Regions from separate parts of the Homo sapiens genome. Here all the other regions are linked to region 2. Evidence: read pairs that join two places in POLR2A ChIA-PET (ENCODE). Cell type or tissue: Panc1. All regions are shown on one strand. Region 1 overlaps SBF2 (SET binding factor 2). Region 2 overlaps SBF2 (SET binding factor 2). Region 3 overlaps SBF2 (SET binding factor 2).

Region 1 (4,000 bases), 70 kb after region 2:
GTTCCTGTGTTGTTCCTATTTTTGTATGCTCATTAAGAGATAATATTTTTAAAATGCCAACAATTAGGTTTTAAAAACTAAACATGAAATCATTAATTAAACCTAAATAATTTTTTAAAATTATACTTTAAGTTCTAGGGTACATGTGCACAATGTGCAGGTTTGTTACCCAGGTATACATGTGCCATGTTGGTTTGCTGCACCCATCAACTCGTCATTTACATCAGGTATTTCTCCTAATGCTATCCCTACCCCAATCCCCAACCCCCCGACAGGCCCCAGTGTGTGACGTTCCCTGCCCTGTGTCCAAGTGTTTTCACTGTTCAATCCTCACCTATGAGTGAGAACATGCGGTGTTTGGTTTTCTGCTCTTGCGATAGTTTGCTGAGAATGATGGTTTCCAGCTTCATCCATGTCCCTGCAAATGACATGAACGCATCCTTTTTTATGGCTGCACAGTATTCCATGGTGTTTATGTGCCACATTTTCTTAATCCAACCTATCATTGATGGACATTTGGGTTGGTTTCAAGTCTTTGCTATTGTGTATAGTGCCACAATAAATTTACGTGTGCATGTGTCTTTATAGCAGCATGATTTATAATCCTTTGGGTATATACCCAGTAATGGGATCACTGGGTCAAATGGTATTTCTAGTTCTAGATCCCTAAGGAATCACCACACTGTCTTCCACAATGGTTGAACTCATTTACACTCCCACCAACAGTGTAAAAGCATTCCTATTTCTCCACATCCGCTCCAGCATCTGTTGTTTCCTGACTTTTTAATGACCGCCATTCTAACTGGCATGAGATGGTATCTCATTGTGGTTTTGATTTGCATTTCTCTGATGACCAATGATGATGAGCATTTTTTCATGTGTCTGTTGGCTGCATAAATGTCTTCTTTTGAGAAGTGTCTGTTCATATCCTTTGCCCACTTTTTGATGGGGTTGTTTTTTTCTCGTAAATTTCTTTAAGTTCTTTGTGGATTCTGGATATTAGTCCTTTGTCAGATGAGCAGATTGCAAAAATTTCCTCCCATTCCGTAGGTTGCCTGTTCACTCTGATGGTAGTTTCTTCTGCCGTGCAGAACCTCTTTAGTTTAATTAGATCCCATTTGTCTATTTTGGCTTTTGTTGCCATTGCTTTTGGTGTTTTAGTCATGAAGTCCTTGCCCATGCCAATGGCCTGAATGGTATTGCCTAGGTTTTCTTCTAGGGTTTTTATGAATTAAACCTAAATAATTTAAAAAAATCTGTGTACATATAGTCTGTCTCTTAATAGCCTTTGAGGGCAGAGACCATGTCTTGCACATCTTGGCATCAATTCAAATGCTAGGTTAAAGCATCTTAAATATAGGTACTGGAGGTACACACAATGCTTGTTAAATTCCAAAAGGTTAATTACATATTTCCCAGAGGCTTGCTTCTAAGATTATAATTTTAATTCTAATTTTATTAGCTGGAAATGTCACCCAAGAGTATAATAAAACCAGCTAACTCCACAGTCATTCAAGATGGCTCTCTGACTTCTTCCAGGTAATCTCCTGCTATCAGTACTGAAACATGCCTATGACCGAGGGTTAAGCTCATGCTTTCATCTCCCCAACACTTAAAACTCCCTCTGAAAGTGACCCCTCTTTATCTTTACGTCTCTCTTATCATGTAAAAATCTATCAGTGACAAAGAGGAACAACTGCAAAGCTGCAGAAATTAAAAACAGACCTTTTGACTTAGGTACAAAATGTTTGCACTTTGGACATAAAGGGAATTTGCTGAGTTACTGAATCAAGTATTTATAGCACCACATAATTGATTTTCTGCCATAATAATTTCTTCTGTAATTTAGCAGCTCCTCCACAAATCCCCATCAAATCTATGACTTCTCAAAAATGCTAACAATGCTGGCTAATACAAAGGAAACAGTGCCACCTAAGCAAAATTAAACTAGAATAATAATCTATTCATAAAGTTCTTTTTAGGGACACATAGTTATTAAAATCTTTGCTTTTGTTATTCACGAGTCATGAGTTTTGCATTTTCCATTCTTTTCTCAATTATGTTATTAGGCTGTATCTTATCAAAAGTATTCTAATTCCTATCTTCAGGCTACAAAGTCCTTGCCCTAAATGAAAATATTAGAGTCCACTAAAAACCAACATAATCAAGTATGCCCTGTGACTTCCAACCCCAAAAGTGGAGGATGCTGACATGCATCATCATCGGTTTTGCCATTTGCCAGCTGGAGGACCTGGGCTAAGCTTGGTGAGCATAGGGACTGTGTCTGTTTTATTTGTCAATGTATATCCAGTGACTGGTGAAGCAGACATTCAATTTATAGTTGAATTCATGTCCTGTCTTTCATTCAACAAATATTCGCTGTGCACGTACTATATGCCAGGCACTAGGTTAGGTGCTTTACATGAATAATTTCATCTTTAGTTATCACCATTTTAGAGTAGAAGAATAAAAGTTCAGACAGTTAAACATTTGTTTCAGATCTCAGGATGAGGCCAGGCTTGGTGGTTAGTGTCTGTAATCCCAGCACTTTGGGAGGCCAAGATGGGCGGATCACTTGAGGTCAGGAGTTCAAGACTGCCCTGGCCAATGTGGCAAAACTCCGTCTTCACTAAAAATACAAAAATTAGCTGGGTGTGGTGGTGCACACCGGTATTCCCAGCTACTCGGGAGGCTGAGGCAGGAGAATTGCTTGAACCTGGGATGTGGAGGTTGCAGTGAGATGAGATCGTGCCACTGCACTCCAGCCTGGACAATGAGTGAGACTCTGTCTCATAAAAAAAAAAAAAAAAAAAAAAAAAAAGATCTCAGGATGAGCCAAGATTCAAATCCAGATCTTTCTGTGGCCCCAGAGTTCAGGCCTTTTCCTTACTATACCACACAACAACAATTCACAATCAGAAGCTAAAAGCTGGAGGTTGTGAAGCTTGCATGTTATTAACTATATCTGGCTGAGTATGTGTTTTGTTTTGGCTGTCTAGGATTTTTGAAAAATGAAGCCAACATTTTAAACTGAAGAGGTTTTACATACAATCTAAATTTCGCGCTTCTTTTGAAAAGCCTAAAGATGTGGTAGCAATGTTCCTACATCCCTGTATGGCAACAACTGCTGAAGCTAAGCAGAGGCTGCCCCTTAGATGGGACATGTGCTCTTCATGTGGCCTGCTAACTCATTTGCGTTATTTGTTTGGCCCCTGTAGATTTGGTTTGTAACTTCTGCTACCTCTATGTGGATCTCTAAGTACCCTCATCAGTGCTTGTCTATTATACTAGCCTACTAAGTGGCCTCTGTTGCTCTAACCCCTCATCTTCCTATCTTCTACACTGCTCTAGTTTGTTTCTGAAACAATCACGTCACTGCCCTACTCAAGAGTATGGTATTACGTACTCCTTAGTGACCAGAGAATAATATTAGTCTAAACTCCTTAACATGACATTCTAGACATTCTGTGATTTGATTTCAAATTACTTTTCCTGTCATATTTTCCTTGTCTAATGACTGCATGGATTGCAGCTATCCTAGAAGGGGGTGTCTAGTAGCCTGCTACAAAATTCTGCCCCTGTCAGCATTTTAATCAATGGCTTGGATCACAAGAAATATGATTTTCAAATTTAAGAAGGAGGAAAAGGAAACCTATAATTTATTTATATCCAGCCTCAGAAATGCATGCCTTAATCCTTTTACTGCCTACAGAAGACTCTGGCAAGTGCTTAACAAAAAGATCTGGAGTCAATGGTGGTTTTAAGATTATGTACAAGCCACTCACAGAGATACTAGTGCTCCTTTGCCCTTTTATAGCATAAAAAGGCATTTTTGGATATAGAATCTCATTTCTTCAAGTCCAACAACAAAAATAGGATGATAGATAAAATATTTAAATGAACCGAATGAGTGATTAAATAAAGTAAGAATTGTATTTGGACAGAAAGCTCTTGGCACAGCAGTGATACCTAAGGATAAATTATAACCATGAACATTTTT
Region 2 (4,000 bases):
GCTCACCATTCCCACAAATGTTTGACATGCCAGAACCCATTCATCCAACCCTGGGATTGTGGTCAAATGAAAGCTGGAAATAGGCCTGCTTTTCCTAGGCCAATTCAGTCTTCAACTTGCAAGCTCAGTGCCATCCAATTCTCAAACCCAATCCTGACCAAGGCCCCATCCAGAGGTCTGTATCTGATGTGCCTGCGATGAAGGCAGGAGGGAGCCTAGAGCAGTCACATCTCCCCTACCCTCACTGCATTTGAATGGATATACCTGGGCTCCCACTTATAAGTGAGAACATGAGGTATTTGGTTTTCTGCTTCTGCATCAATTTGCTTAGGATAATGGCCTCCAGCTATATCCATGTCATTGCAAAAGACATGATTTCATTCTTTTGTATGGCTGCATAGTATTCCATGGTATATATGTACCACAGTTTCTCCATGTGGTAGAAGTGACCAGTGTTCTCAAGCCTGTATGCCTGTCTGGCTGGGCCCTGATTATTTCTCCAGGGGTTAGGCTTTACCTCTTATGTTCCCAGGCACAAGCTGGGGTCCTCCCAAACTGGGCAGACCATGTGCTCGATTTCAGGACCCGTATTACCTAGAGATTTTGTTCTTAGGTAATAAGCCCAAGTTTGCTTCTCTTCTTTGAAGATGGTCATTTAGAGTGCTGGCTACTTCACTTGGGGCAAGCCCAACAGCCAGCTTAGCTGTCCTAGTTTCAGAAACCAACTAATTTTTTTTCTTTTCCATTCCTAGGAGTCTACTGCTAAGATTTCAGCATGTCCTGTGGCTGAGTTAATCAGAGTTATGACAGGAAGGTACCGGGCACACCATCGCAATGCTCCATCAATGCTAGTATGTTGTGTTCTTTCCTTCATATCAAGTCAACTCAAGCTTGCTCTACTTACCTGGTGTACACAGTCTAAGAACTGTAAGAAGACTGGAGCAAAACCACTCCCCTGACAGTTGAGGGTCAAGCTGCTCCTCTGACTGAATTTGTGACCAAAAGAGAGCCACTCTTTTTCAACCAACATCTGGAAGCCTTCAAGTGTCCTATAAAAGGGATCACTGAGTAACTGAACCAGGGATGTCACCTAGGGCATAAGCAGGATGGATTGTCATTAATTTTAGTTCTGAAAAAGGCCTATTACTAAGATAAAAGCACTTCCTTCTGATGATAGCTAATTCACAAATTTACCTGGACAGCAAATTTGTTCACTAACCATTCCAGGATGGCCAATAAAATTAATTTTGTAAACTTGCCAGTAAAAACTAAAGCTCAAATTCATTTTGGCTACAAGTTTACTTTCAGGGAATTGAGACTTTAATCCTTAACTGGCCAGTTTGCTGACAGCAACCTTTTCCTAAGTTAATCAGAGGCCAGAGGATCAGTTAAAATCAATTCTACTTTTTGGCAGATGCAGATTAATGTCTTAATGTAGTCTGAACTCACACTTTTCACTCTGGAGTGAGTTAAGGCGGGGCTTATAGAGAGCCAGGGGATGGACTGACAAAACCCAGGAAGGATGGTCCACGCCTCACACTGCTGGTCAAGGGCTCCATCCGCAAGCCTGCATGGTACATCTGTGGATGGGAGAGCTTGATGCCCGGAGCCAGAGCTCCAGGCTGCGTAGGGGCTAAGAGCTCATGGTACGGAGTTTTCTGATGGATACCAGGTGCTGTTTAACACAGGACTTTCTCTGTCCATAAACACATTAGTCATTATACAAAAGAGTCATCTGAAGAATTTAAAAATGACCAAATGGAAATATAAATATAAAATATCAAAAAATATGTCTAATAGTTTACTTGTGCAGTGATGTCCCAGCCTTCCTCCAAACAGACCAAAACTGAGGAACCATTCTCAAGTACTTCTGATACAACCACAGCCAGCTGCATTATCCTGTGAAGCTAAGAGACAGGAAGGAGAACACAATTAGACCAAGCGCTTTCTGAGTGCAGAAGTCAGAGAGAGTTGCTTTCAACCCTGGATAATCAAACGACTTAGGGATAAAGCGCTTGCACAAAAGAACCACATAATGTTTTAAATACCTAAAGTTCTTTCAAATCAAGATTAAACAATGACACTTTTGACTGGATGCAATGACTCATGCCCATAATCCCAGCACTTTGGGAGGCCGAGCCGGGCAGGTCATTTGAGGTTCGGAGTTCGAGACCAGCCTGGGCAACATAGTAAGACCCCATCTCAATGAAAACAACAACAAAATGACACTTCAAAAAAGTAGACACATTTTAAAACAATACATTCTAGTAATACATAATGAAATAAAATTACCTTACATGATTCCCCCAAAAGTAGGTGAGCTATAATTCCATAGAGTACAAAAAACAGAGATTCTATGTGGACTTCCCAACAAAAGACGGAAATTCAGATGAATTTTATTGGATTTAAAATTTGTTTTTCCATGATGTAGTAAGTTTTGTTTCAGACATTTTTTTTTTTTTTTTTTGAGACAAAGTCTCGCTCTGTCACCCAGGCTGGAGTGCAGTGATGCAATCCTGGCTAACCACAACCTCTGCCCCCCGGGTTCAAGCGATTCTCCTGCCTCAGCCTCCCGAGTAGCTTGGATTACAGGTGCATACCAGTGCACCCGGCTAATTTTTTGTATTTTTAGTAGAGACGAGGTTTCACCATGTTGGCCAGGCTAGTCTTGAACTCCTGACCTCAGGTAATCCACCTGCCTCAGCCTCCCAAAGTGCTAGCATTACAGGCGTGAACCACCACGCCTGGCCTATTTCAGGTATTCTTAATTTTTTGGGAATTAGATAGTGGTGATAGTTACACAATGTTGTGGACATACCAAAAAGCGTTGAGTTGTGCACCTTTATCATAAGGATAAATTTTATGGTAAGTGAATTATATGTTAAAAAAGAAACTCCTGGCTGGGTGTGGTGGCTCAACGCCTGTAATCCCAGCACTTTGGGAGGTTGAAGCAGGAGTAGTGCTTGAGCTCAGGAGTTTGAGACCACCTGGGCAACATGGCAAAACCCCATCTCTACAAAACATACAAAAACCAGCCAGGCGTGGTGGCATCTGCCTGTAATCCCAGCTACTCAGGAGGCTGAGGTAGGAGGATCGCTTGAACCTGGGAGATCGAGGCTGCAGTGAGCTGTGATTGTGCCACTGCACTCTAGCCTGGGTGACAGAGCAAGACCCTGTCTCGAAAAATAAAAATAAAAAAGATACTCCTATTTGTCTATACTGTGTACTAAATGAGAAAAAAACTTTCAATATATTTGTGCTAAGTTTTTAAAGCCACATCAATTGGCTCAAAGTCCTTAATAAACAATTAAGGTATGAGAATAGTATATAGATTTTAAAACCAGATGTATAACATTGTAATTTTAAAAAATATTTTAATGATCATCAGACATAATTTGCAATTTGAATCCAACTCTGAACAAGAACAAAAATGAAAAAACCCATCTCTTAAACAGAGCTAGGCTACTTTAAACACAGGAATAAGGCAAATGCCCTACTCAGTAATGAGAAGCTCCTCATGTAACTGTTTCTACAACATAGCTATCACCAGGCCTGAATTCTTTTGGGCTCAGAATTTGTTCTAAGAAATGGCTATTATTAAAAAGTCAAAAAATAACAGATGCTGGCGAGCCTGTGGAGAAAAGGGAATGTATATACATTTCTGGTGGGAATGTAAATTAGTTCAGCCATTGTAGAAAGTAGTTTGGTGATTTCTCAAATAACTTAAAACAGAATTACCATTTGACCTAGCAATCCCATTACTGAGTATATACCCAAAGGAATATAAATTGTTCTACCATAAAGTCACATGCACACACATGTTCAGTGCTGTACTATTCACAATAGCAAAGACATGGAGTCAACCTATATGCCCATCAACGGTAGACTGGATAAAGAAAATATGGTACATATACACCATGGAATACTACACAGCCATAAAAAGAATGAGCTTATGTCCTTTGCAGTAACACAGCTGAAGCAAACTAACACAGGAATGGAA
Region 3 (4,000 bases), 150 kb after region 2:
TTTGTGGGAAGTTTGTTTCTGAAAGATCATACACACATTTTGAAGCCAAGTGGAAATTTTGTTGTTGTGCTTTACAAACACAAAGTACTTAAATACTTAATTAAGTAATTCATTTATCGTTTGGATTATCCACCATTCATTGTCCTCTGCTTGGACAACTGAAAACTGACTGAAAAGGGCTGATGTGACTATAGACATTAAGTAATATATAACTGAATGCTTTAAAGATGACTTTTCATTTTCAAAGAACTTGCTTATATTACAGAACTAGTAAAATAATCTAGCATTTTCAAAGAGAAAACAAAGAAAGAACAAAAACTCTTAATATTTATGCCAAGTAATAAAAAAGTATTTGACAGAAATGATAGAGATACTGACGCTTCATCCTATTAGCTGTGGTAGGCTCAAGAACTGATATATTGGTAATTACAAAATATTCTGGAAAAATGAAAAGTATTCTCAAATAAGAGGAATAATCTGAAAGAACTACAAATTACCTGTAGAGTACAATTCATCATCCTTATTATGTAGTCAAACTGTTGATGGTCTAATATTGCCCGGTTTTGCTGGACATGCAAACCCAATTCATCAGTGAGACACTGTCTTGCTGCCTTTCCTTTAAGGGCTCTGAGTGCAGCAGGAAGGGTCTGAGGACAAGAGAGGTACAAATGACCAAATGGTACCACTGGGGGAAACAACAACTTTCAAACAATCATCCTGAAAATTCAAACGCATCCTATAATTTATTTAACATAGTTATTAGTAAAATTAAACTCCTAGGGAATAGGTGATTTATTATTAAGACAATTATAAAATAGATTTGTGGTTATTTTTATATGTAAACCAGCAAGAAATATAAGATAATTATGTGATAAATTGAAAAACATTTAATTTCACTATTTTTCTTCAAGTTAACAAAACTTTGGTTACCAAATTGACTGTTGCTTCAGATCATGAGTCAAAGCCATAGATACGTAAGACACCTTTCTATAACTAGTAAATTTTCCATGGCAAGAACAGAAAGAAAAATTAAAACAATAAGAAATACAAGTGATTTCATACTTTTAAACTGGTTGGCTGCTTAATCACTATTCAGCTTTAAATTATGACTGAAAAGTTCTACAATCTCTTCTCATTTAAATATCATAAAAAAGGAAAGAAAAAGGACTCGGAGTTGCAAAAACAGATATCTCTAGGTGTATGCATTAAAACTCTTTTCGCTTTACAACAGGCACATCCATAAAGATGCCTCCTTCAGTTCACCATGTAGGACTTAGTTAATTTACTTCACATATAATAATAATAAGCTTATTTAGCTAAAAAATCAGAACAAAGGAGAAAACAAGAAGTAGGAGGGCATGATATCACTAAAGGTGGGTATAAGAAATAGGATGTGAAAGTTGAAAGCAAAAGAAGTGAAAGACTTCAACTCTAAGAAAACATAGAAACCAAAAAGCACAAAATGTAAAGAGCACTGGGTCAGTCAGTGTAAAGGTAAACATTTCTACATGCTTTAACCAACCCCTGAAAATAGATATTCAGAACTATGACAATGAGTCAGTAAGAAAGGGTTACATTATGTTCAGCATGTTTCATTGAAGAAGGCAAGAAAACATGCTCTAAGGAGGCACATTTAAGTTCAATACTACAGTTCCTATAATTCATTACATATTCTAACTAGATTCTTTGCAATACATAAAATTATATTAAAATGTTAAGTTTTGGCCAAGCATGTTGGCTCATACATGTAATCCCAGCACTTTGGGAGGCTGAGGCGGCTGGATCACTTGAGGGCAGGAGTTCAAGACCAGTCTGGCCAACATGGTGAAACCCCATCTTTACTAAAAATACAAAAATGAGGCGGGCGCAGTGGTGCGTGCCTGTAGTCCCAGCTACTTGGGAGGCTGAGGCAGGAGAATCGCTTGAACTTGGGACGTAGAGGCTGCAGTGAGCCAAGATCATGTCACTGTACTCCAGCCTGGGTGACAGAGCAAGACTCTGGCTCCAAAAATAAAAATAAAATGAAAAAAATTTTAAGTTTCTAAGTAATATCCCAAAATAGTGTTTTGTGAACAATGTTTAAAAGTTTGACAGAAAAAATTACTATGAATATATTTCTGGTGGTCATATAATTAAGCTTGGCCCAACAGCTTTAAATCTTAGACACTATTCATTTAAAATGATCCAAACAATGAGAGGATACTTTATTAGGAAAAGGGATAGAATTAAAGAAGAGAGAAGCTGGTAACCTCAGCACGTAAATCTGAAAGGGAAATGATAAATGCTTACTTGGGAAAGATCACATTTTATTACCTTTTCAGTTTCCAAAATTTTATTTTCAAATATGAATGAGATACAGTTTCTGACAACTTCTAGTCTTTGTGCACTGTTGAAAACTGTCGTCACCTTGTCCATTATCGAAACTAGTAAAAGAATATAAAGAAAGCACAAATAAATTAAACTTCTTTGGTAATTACAAAAGCAAAGAGACTACTACTTTAAGACTGTAGGTTGGGCGTGGAGGCTCACACCCGTAATCCCAGCAATTTGGGAGGCTGAGGTGGGATGATCCCTTGAGCCCAGAGGTTTGAGACAAGCCTGGGCAACATAGCAAGACCCTTGTCTACAAAAAATACAAAAATTAGCCGGGCATGGTGTCTTGCACTGTAATCCCAGTGACTCGGGAGGCTGAGGTCGGAGGATCACTTGAGCCCAGGAGTCCAAGTCTGCGGTGAGCTAGGACAGCACTACTGAACTGCAGCTGGGTGACAGAGTGAGACCACATCTCTTATTAGAAAACAAACAAAAACTGTTGATATGACCTACACCTTATTTTTTCCCTTATTACAGAGCATTGAAAGTATTCCATATCATTATTTTGATTACATGTTCCAGTGTTGAAGTATCAGGCTAGCTGATTAATAATTTCACAGGGTAGATTCTAATGAGACACTTAACTTTTATGCAAACTAATTCACATTGCAAAGTAAAATTATATTAAACAAAGGCAAACATCTATTTTAAACTTTGTTTACAACTAGTAATATTGTTAATATTTCTAAGATATTACCAAAGAAAAACTACATTCCACAAAATATTAGATATTACACATTTGAGTAGAGGGGACTTGAAAGAAAGTAGTGCAAACAAAGAGAAACGATCATGATCAATGAACTGTTACACTGGCTTAGGAAAGTCACTTTTTAGTCATGCAAACCTAGCACCTTTCACCTTTTACCATAGGGTTAGAAAATTCTAGTGTATTACCTAGGCTACTAAGCTAGTTACCTAAATAAATTTAACTTATTAAAATAATATTAGAAGGATATAAATGAAAGTAGTATTTATATAAAATTTATACTTTCACAAAGAACTATACTATGCCATTTGTTTAAATGAGGTAGTATCAATAGTTTTTTTTTGCATAAATTTAAGGGGTACAAGTGCAGCCTTGTCACATGGACATACTGCATAGTGGTGAAGTCTGGGCTTTTAGTGTATCCATCAACCAAAATGATGTATATTGTAGCCATTAAGTAATTTCTCATCCCTCACTCCCTTCCCACCCTCCCAGCCTTCTGAGTCACCAGCGTCTTATTATTCCACACTTGATGTCCATGTGTACACATTATTTAGCTCCCATTTATAAGTGAGAATAGTATCAATGGTTCTCAAGCCAAAAAGACTACTTATATTTTATGGCTACTCTTTGGATTCTAAAGGCACAATCCCTTCACCTTCTCCCATACCTAAGAAGAAAGACTATCATATTTTACTCATTAGCATTCCTTTCATCTCATCAATACAAAACCTATATTCGTCAAATAATGTTTTAAACTTTTTTTTTTTTTTTTTTTTTGAGACAGAGTTTCACTCTTATTGCCCAGGCTGGAGTGCAATGGCACGATCTCGGCTGCCTCCCAGGTTCAAGTGATTCTCCTGCCTCAGCCTCCCAAGTAGCTGGGATTACAGGCATGCGCCACCACACCCGGCTAATTTC

Evidence for each region. ChIA-PET counts read pairs that join two places held together with the same protein. Peaks named below come from ENCODE experiments on the same cell type or tissue, not always from the same donor. Only the 100,000 strongest peaks of a DNase experiment are listed, where the experiment ranks them.
Region 1: POLR2A ChIA-PET joins it to region 2 with 7 read pairs; 3 of 35 experiments call an interaction of 5 or more read pairs at or near these places.
Region 3: POLR2A ChIA-PET joins it to region 2 with 8 read pairs; 3 of 35 experiments call an interaction of 5 or more read pairs at or near these places.

Annotation. Positions count from the first base shown.
Region 1 is chr11:9,877,291-9,881,290 of GRCh38, forward strand. The region is part of intron 17 of SBF2 (SET binding factor 2); the gene reads right to left. The region is part of intron 1 of LOC101928008 (a long non-coding RNA gene); the gene reads left to right. Among named protein-coding and RNA genes, the nearest start is that of LINC02709, 120 kb to the left of the region's middle. In Panc1, no CTCF peak of the experiment used is centred here; no DNase peak of the experiment used is centred here; H3K27ac peaks cover 2,250 bases.
Region 2 is chr11:9,807,096-9,811,095 of GRCh38, forward strand. It overlaps SBF2 (SET binding factor 2), which reads right to left. Exons shown (of 40, transcript NM_030962.4): 31 at 1,806-1,907; 32 at 905-1,090. SBF2-AS1 (SBF2 antisense RNA 1) reads left to right here. Exons shown (of 3, transcript NR_036485.1): 2 at 753-2,189; 3 at 3,165-4,000. Among named protein-coding and RNA genes, the nearest start is that of LINC02709, 50 kb to the left of the region's middle. In Panc1, no CTCF peak of the experiment used is centred here; no DNase peak of the experiment used is centred here; H3K27ac peaks cover 3,879 bases.
Region 3 is chr11:9,961,460-9,965,459 of GRCh38, forward strand. It overlaps SBF2 (SET binding factor 2), which reads right to left. Exons shown (of 40, transcript NM_030962.4): 15 at 2,314-2,423; 16 at 498-647. Among named protein-coding and RNA genes, the nearest start is that of LINC02709, 200 kb to the left of the region's middle. In Panc1, no CTCF peak of the experiment used is centred here; no DNase peak of the experiment used is centred here; H3K27ac peaks cover 720 bases.